Linked DNA regions of Homo sapiens: region 2 is linked to region 1. Evidence: chromatin contacts called from ENCODE Hi-C or POLR2A ChIA-PET data. All regions are on one chromosome and are shown on one strand. The core of a region is the stretch at or near the end of the contact, and the rest is flanking DNA. Distances in the headings are between cores, read along the strand shown. Region 1 has its middle 38 kb from the start of SNORD3P3. Region 2 overlaps LINC00911 (long intergenic non-protein coding RNA 911).

The links. Hi-C counts contacts between places; a loop is a spot of excess contacts on that map. ChIA-PET counts read pairs that join two places held with the same protein, here RNA polymerase II (POLR2A). Pooled maps may share reads with other maps.
Region 2: a loop to region 1 is called in a map of mammary epithelial cell, with 6 times the contacts of the local background. The contact joins two enhancer-like sites. A Hi-C loop is called at or near these places in 3 of 168 maps with a recorded cell type or tissue (MCF 10A, PC-9 and mammary epithelial cell) and 1 of 50 pooled maps. POLR2A ChIA-PET finds 5 or more read pairs at or near these places in 2 of 52 experiments (MCF 10A and OCI-LY7).

The regions. Positions count from the first base shown.
Region 1 is chr14:85,231,984-85,235,388 of GRCh38, forward strand. No RefSeq gene overlaps it. Among named protein-coding and RNA genes, the nearest start is that of SNORD3P3, 38 kb to the right of the region's middle. Within about 2 kb of position 1,873, at least 2 of the 41 ENCODE cell types and tissues checked have a DNase peak (open chromatin) inside an H3K27ac peak, as active enhancers do; they include mammary epithelial cell, where a contact is called at or near this core.
Region 2 is chr14:85,413,983-85,417,387 of GRCh38, forward strand. All of the region lies in intron 2 of LINC00911 (long intergenic non-protein coding RNA 911), which reads left to right. Among named protein-coding and RNA genes, the nearest start is that of LINC00911, 22 kb to the left of the region's middle. Within about 2 kb of position 1,494, at least 10 of the 41 ENCODE cell types and tissues checked have a DNase peak (open chromatin) inside an H3K27ac peak, as active enhancers do; they include mammary epithelial cell, where a contact is called at or near this core.

The sequences.
Region 1 (3,405 bases), core at 623-3,122:
TCTGATGGTATAAAACTAACATTAACCAGAAAGTCAGCAGATCTAAGTTCAGGATCAACATCTCTCCTACCAACTTTGTGTTTGAAGAAACTCACCTAGCATTTCTTTACCTTAGCCTTTATATCTGTAAAATAAATCATCTAAATCTGTCCCTTCTCCTATCCACATACCCTCTATAACCTACAACATCTCTCTCTTTCACACATACACAAACACACACACACACGATAGGTCAAAACTTTTCCAAAATCATTGGGAAAGCTGCTCAATTTTTTTTAAGTCTATAAAATGCTCATTTTCTTTTCAAATAATTGTATTAGAATAGACAATTCATTAGTACAAAGCCAAAGTTAGTAACATGCTCATGATTTTGCGTTATTCTTCCCTGTGTTTCCTTATTGCTTATCCATTGTCATGCAAGAATGTGATTCACAGATGACAGACTAGGACTCACTACGTGCTATGGTCCTTTCCCTTATGATCTTGTAACCCATGTAAGAAAAGTAAGTGAACACACTACTCAAGAAAATATGTAACTGAATATTAATTATGGCTTAAAAATTCAAAGCTCTATAGGCATTTATAAGAGAATTTTTCAAAAATGAGTTGAACAAATGTACAACTTGGACAAGGAGAAGAGCGAGAAGGCTGTCTGAACAAGCAGTGCATACAGTAGTTTGAATAAAAGTGCAGAAGTGGAAACAAGGCACACTCAGGGGAAGTACTCAGCAACAGAGGCTGCACACTGAAGGCTGTGAAAATCTACCTGACCGAAATATGGTATCATCTGCTACTCTTAGTTCATCCTGGTTTTACAACTAGTTTATAAAATGCCATAAAAATATTTGGCTTCAAGATTTTTTTTTTGGTTGTAGGTGAAAGATCTATGGATACTATTAATATTTTTAAATATAGATAAAATCTGGGAATATTCCGCACTGATGAGGTCTTGGAGAAATGAGCACCATTTACAAGTGCTGGTGAAAATCTCGTCAGACCTATATTTCTAAGAAGCATGTTGGCAAAATGTGTCAAAATCCATAAAAGTTTTTTATATTCTTAGTTAATTCTACATTTAGAGATTGTTCTTCAAGGAAAAAAAAATTACATATAAATGCTTTAAGCACAAAGATGTTTATTATGCTTCTTATAGTAGGTGAAAGTAATAATAATAATTTAAAGTGTTTAACAATGGGTATAGGTTATATAAAGTATAATACAGCCACATAATGAGTATTATATGTAGTCATTAAAATATTGAATAAGTGCATTTTCCTATCAATTAAACACAATACATTAATTTGGATATGTATGTGCATGCACACATATACAGAAAAGTTCAAGAATCACTTAAATTCGAAATCTTAACAGCTATTAACTCAGAAGTGGGATAAAAAGTGTTTCTTCTTTTATATGTGTATATTTTATCATTATTTCACAATAAATCCATACTATTTGTGCACTAAAATTTTCTAAAAGCAAGAACATCAATCAAGATCATATTTATGACATGTGAAATATATTTTAATTTGAGGTATAAATATACAAATGGCATACACAATTCATTTGGCACTGTTGACGTTATTTCTCCATGCTGGCTTTTATATGTATTTATTTTTTTGAGATGGCGTCTCGCTCTGTCCCCCAGGCTGGAGTGCAGTGGCACAATCTGCTCACTGCAATCTCTGCCTCCCAGGTCCAAGCAATTATCCTGCCTCAGCCTCCTGAGTAGCTGGGATTACAGGCGCCCACAACCACGCCCAGCTATTTTTTATATTTTTAGTAGAGACAGGGTTTCACCACGTTGGACAGGCTGGTCTCGAGCCCCTGACCTCGTGATCTGCCCGTCTTGGCCTCCCAAAGTGCTGGGATTACAGGCGTGAGTCATGCTGGCTTTTTAAACAGTGTTTCTTCCTGTACTACATGATTCACGTTCTCCTATTCACTTCTCACCTCTCCGGTCAGTCCTTCTGTCTGCATTACTGGCCTTTTTTCTTCTGCTGATTCTCTACGTGCAGATGCATCTTCAAGTTATGCTTTGTTTCCTACCTTTTACTTCGCCCGCTTTTCCCTCCGGAGCTCATCTACTAACACCTGTATATTAGTCATGCACTAAATTTTATCTTCAGCCAGAACTGCGAGGTATTTCCACATGGATATTCCATAATGACTGAAACTGTACATAAGGACGCTGAATTAATCAGCATAGCCCAGAAATCTAATCCTCTTCCTTGACTCCATTTATTGGCCGTCGATCCATAATTTATAAACTGAGCTGAAAACTGGGAAGCCATCATTGACTTTTCCCTCTCCCTCACCCCTGCGTTCTTCTAATTAATCACTGGCCCTGCTGACTTTACCTCTTAAATATTTCTGGCATGTATCACCTCCTCTTTCTTAAATACAACTGTCCTGAATCAGCACATATCATCACTTCTCTAAAGCACTGCAACAGCTTCCCAACTGGTTTTTGTGTCTTAAGTCTTGCTCCTTCTCATGTTCATTCTACAAGGCTTGGCCAGAAGATCATGCTTCAGCCATAAATCTAAATAATTCACTCTCCTGCTTTAAATCCTCCAACAGCTCCTCATGGCCTATAGGATAAATTCTAAGTTCCTTGATGCAGTTTGCAGGATCTTTTTTTTATCACGCCTTTGCTTTCTGAGAATTTCATCTCAGCAAATACAAACCTGCTTATATTTCCATCCACACATTGCCTTTCCCTCGCCGTTATCTAGCCACTTTGCTTTAGCGTTTATCTTCTTTTCCATCCACAAGACCATCGAGCAGCTGATTCCTACTTACCTGTTAAGACTCACTTGAGGTTTCACCTTCTCCAGGAAGTGTTACTCACTCATCAGACAAACAGTGGTGTGCTGACACCAGCTCCTGGAAGCTCATGAGAAAAAATTATCCATCTTCAGGAACTTTATGAGCTGGTAACTAAACACAGGCAGTAATAAAAATTAATTTGTGTGAATTTGTGATTAAATAAATTATATGAAAAACAAAAGCGAAATATACTTAAACCCATCACTTTCTAATTATTTATGCCATTTTGTTTTGTATTTATTCTCTTCAGGTTACTTACACTTATTGTATTTTTATGACAGAAATGTATGTAAAAATGAACACATCTCTTCCTAATTCCACATTCGCTAGCATTACACTGGCTGGAATGAAAGAATTTATACCATAGAAATCAGAAAATATTACAAATGAAGGTTTAATTTTTTGTTTTGTTGATTAGGCTTAAGAAAATGATGAATAAAATTATAATAATGCAAATTAAACTTTAAAACTATAATATATCTATAGCTTTTACATTATCAATAACACAAAAAAAATTAGGAAATATGCCAGTATTTAAAAACCACCATCAGATTCAGCCAAGAAGTTTCTCAT
Region 2 (3,405 bases), core at 244-2,743, 180 kb after region 1:
TTCTTCAAAACATGTGCACGGACCACCTGCGTTGGAATCCTCTAGAGAACAGACCCAAATCCCAGAGGCTCAAAAGTCTGCATTGTTAAAATGCTTCCTAGCAATATTTACAACTGCTAAAATGTAATGACTTCTGAGTTTATGTGGGAAATCAGAAACTTTTTTAAAAAAAATCATGAATTTCTGATTTTCACTTTCCAGTTTGACTCAATTGCTTTCTTATGTGTTATTGGAAGTGAGATGTTCACAGCAATTTTTTTTTGCCCCACATATTCTTAGTATTCATCCCAGAATGCCAACGCCTCAACACTTCTTTCTGTACTTCCCCATTTCTCCCCTCCTACATTCTTGCAATTGCTGAGGAAATCGTGACTGAGACAGGAAGTGCATCTGCTCACTTGGGCCTAGTATTTCAGTGTGTGAGTTTACTTTATACCTTCCACATCCCATACCTAGTGGCCATCTACACGGTAGTGGAATCAAATATCCCCATGTGGGAAGATTTATTTGTTTCCTCAAAGGATACAGGAACCAAAAGGGATCCAGTGGGGAAGAAAAGAGACTAGCTGCTATCCTTCACGGAGCCAACATTCTGCTGGGAGAGGCAAGAAAAAATCCACAAATGAATAGAAAAATAAATAAGTATAATAAAAGTTCAGAGAGCGATAAGACCTATGTAGAAAAAATGTTATAAGGGCACAATTACTGAGTGACAGATGGAGTAGAAGATGCTAGATTAGAAAGGAAAGGCCTTCCGGAGGAATTGGCATTTGAGCTGAAATATGAATGAAGTAAGAAAGTGAGCCATCCAAAAACCTGGGGAAGAGTGTTCCAGACAGAGAGAAGAGAAAGTAGAAAGGCCTGAGGCAGGAGTGGGCTTGGCTTGCTCACAGAAAGCATGAAGGTCAGTGAACATGGTTCGAGCAATATGCGTGAGGAGGAGAGTGGGGTGACATGAGCAATAAGGTAAGGATTGATTCACGTGTGCCATTGTAGCCCATGGTGCTTGGATTTCATTCTGAGTGTAATAGAGACCATTGGCCAGTCTTGAGCAAGGGTGAGAAATTATCTAATTCACATTTTAAAATATCGCTATAGCCAGTGTGTAGAGAATTATCAGAGCCACAAAAACCTGTCAGTAGTATGTTACAGTCCAGGTGAGAGAAGACTGTGGCTTAGTTGGAGTATTCACAGAATAGATGTTAAGACGTGGTCAGATTCTGTGTGTACACGTTTGTATTATGCAGTTAGAGACCACTGGAGTTGCTAACAGATGAGGAATGTGGGAGATAAAGAGGAGTCACAGATTTCTACAAGGTTTTGGTCCCATGTATGAAATGTTGACGCTAGGGACTGAGATGGGGAAGGCAGGTTGCAGGAAGACTTACGAGTTCTGCTTTCGATACGTCGAATTTGAGCATCAGTTAGCCGGTCAGTGAAGAGCCAGTAGGTGGTGCAAGTCTGAACTCAGGGGGAGATGGGAGTAGAGATCCAAAAGACAGAGGCATGGGCGTGTAGATGGAATGCAAGTTCATGACTCTGGATGAGATCACCCAGGGAGGAGTGTACACACAAATAGAGAAGAGAAAGATACATGGATTCATGTGGCTCAGTGCCCAGTAGAAAACTTGCTCGAGCCTGTTGTTCTGTGACAACGGGTGTGGGTTTTTAACTGCCTGCAAGTCACAAACAGCGTTGATCTGACAATAGGACCATGATATGTAGAATATAATATGTATGTTATTGTAAATAAATTGGAATATAAATGTTACCTGTTAATGTCATACAACCTCCTTGAAAAGGCAATTATTTTTCTTTTTGTTGCAATAAAAATTTGTGTGAATATATTAACGCCCCACAGTACAGGATTCATTTTTAGCAGTGAGTTTCAGTTTATCCTGAGAGGCAGGCAGATTCACTTATAAAAACTGGTGGTACAACTGGGAAGAAAAACTACCCTTTTGAGTAAGTGCTTTATAAAGGCAATTAAAGCAGAAAGATGTGTTTATGGGCTTTCACCCTTCAAAATGGCTATAGATCAAATTTATTAAAAATGTAATTTGGAAGAGAAGCTGGCAATACAGTAATAAAAAATGAAACTAATTTATCTTCAAAGTGTGTGGCGCTTTTAGCCCTAACCAGCCTAAAGACTTTGTTACCCCACTACAAGTAGGAATTGAAAACTGCTTTTCAATTCCAAAGCATTTTGTACTAGAATGTGGCTGGTGTTTATATGGTCACATGAGAGGTTATTTATTCTAATAGTTCAGGACAGAAAATATAGATATAATTTGTATATTTCTGAAACTTAGTAGGAATAATATTTAGGGTCTACTATAGCAAAGATAGAAAGAATTTGATGATGTAAACAAATCTACTATTAAAACACATGTATCCAAGTGGTTAAAAAAGGCAGTAACTTTTTGTATGTTTAAGTCAATACTTTTTCCTGTTTTGCAAAGACACTTTCTCTTTTTAAATTTTTTTTTTTAAATAAAAGAATATGTTTTAGATTTAGCAGGACACTGGAAATATGAGATGCTTTGAAAATTCAAATGATAGTGTTTCTTAATATTTCTCCTACAAAATTACTTTTTAGAGGAATTCATCTTATTTTAAGAGGAAATGTATAAACTTTTTTTCATTCAAGAATAATGTTCCAGTGGATTGTTTTGTGTAACAAAAAGTATCATTTCCAACAGCATTCAAATTATTTCAAAATCCTATATTGAAACAAATGGAAAGGACCTAAAATTGGATGAAGTTGTTCACCAGTAAGGAAGGGGCAGCTTACAGAGTCAGTTTCACTGTACTGAAATAAAGAATGTCCTGTAGCATTTGTGGGTAGAGAGGAAGAGTCTAGTGAGCAGAGGAAACAGGTGATGAAATAAGGACAATGTGTGGTCACCCCAGTAAAATTAGTTGAACTAACTGTGTAGACAGGAAGGACAATTCTGACTTCACATGGAGGCTCTGCTCATGGTGCCTTATGAGTATGTCTTCTCGGGATCAGCACTGTTGAGAAATGTAAATCCCCACGTTTCCTTTCTTGCCTCTTGCCCACATTCCTAAAAGATTACTCTTAACTGTCAGAGCTAAAGAGTAGATCTTCATCTTCAATTCATTCAACATGAAAAGATTATTATTAATAGCACACTGAGCAAATAATGATTTCAAAGAGTCCTTGTTATTTTATAAGCCTGCCTACAAGGTGATTTCAGAATAAGAAATGTGAAGTGTTTATTTTATCAGAAATTGAATGTGCACTTGCCTTTCAAACTCTGTAACATCGTTGTAGTTAAAATAATTGAATATGGTTAAATGTCTACACTGATTGGATTATCTTGACATTAGCCTGAATTAGCAAGTAAAACAATTATTTTTAAAATCCAGGTAGGTTTTATT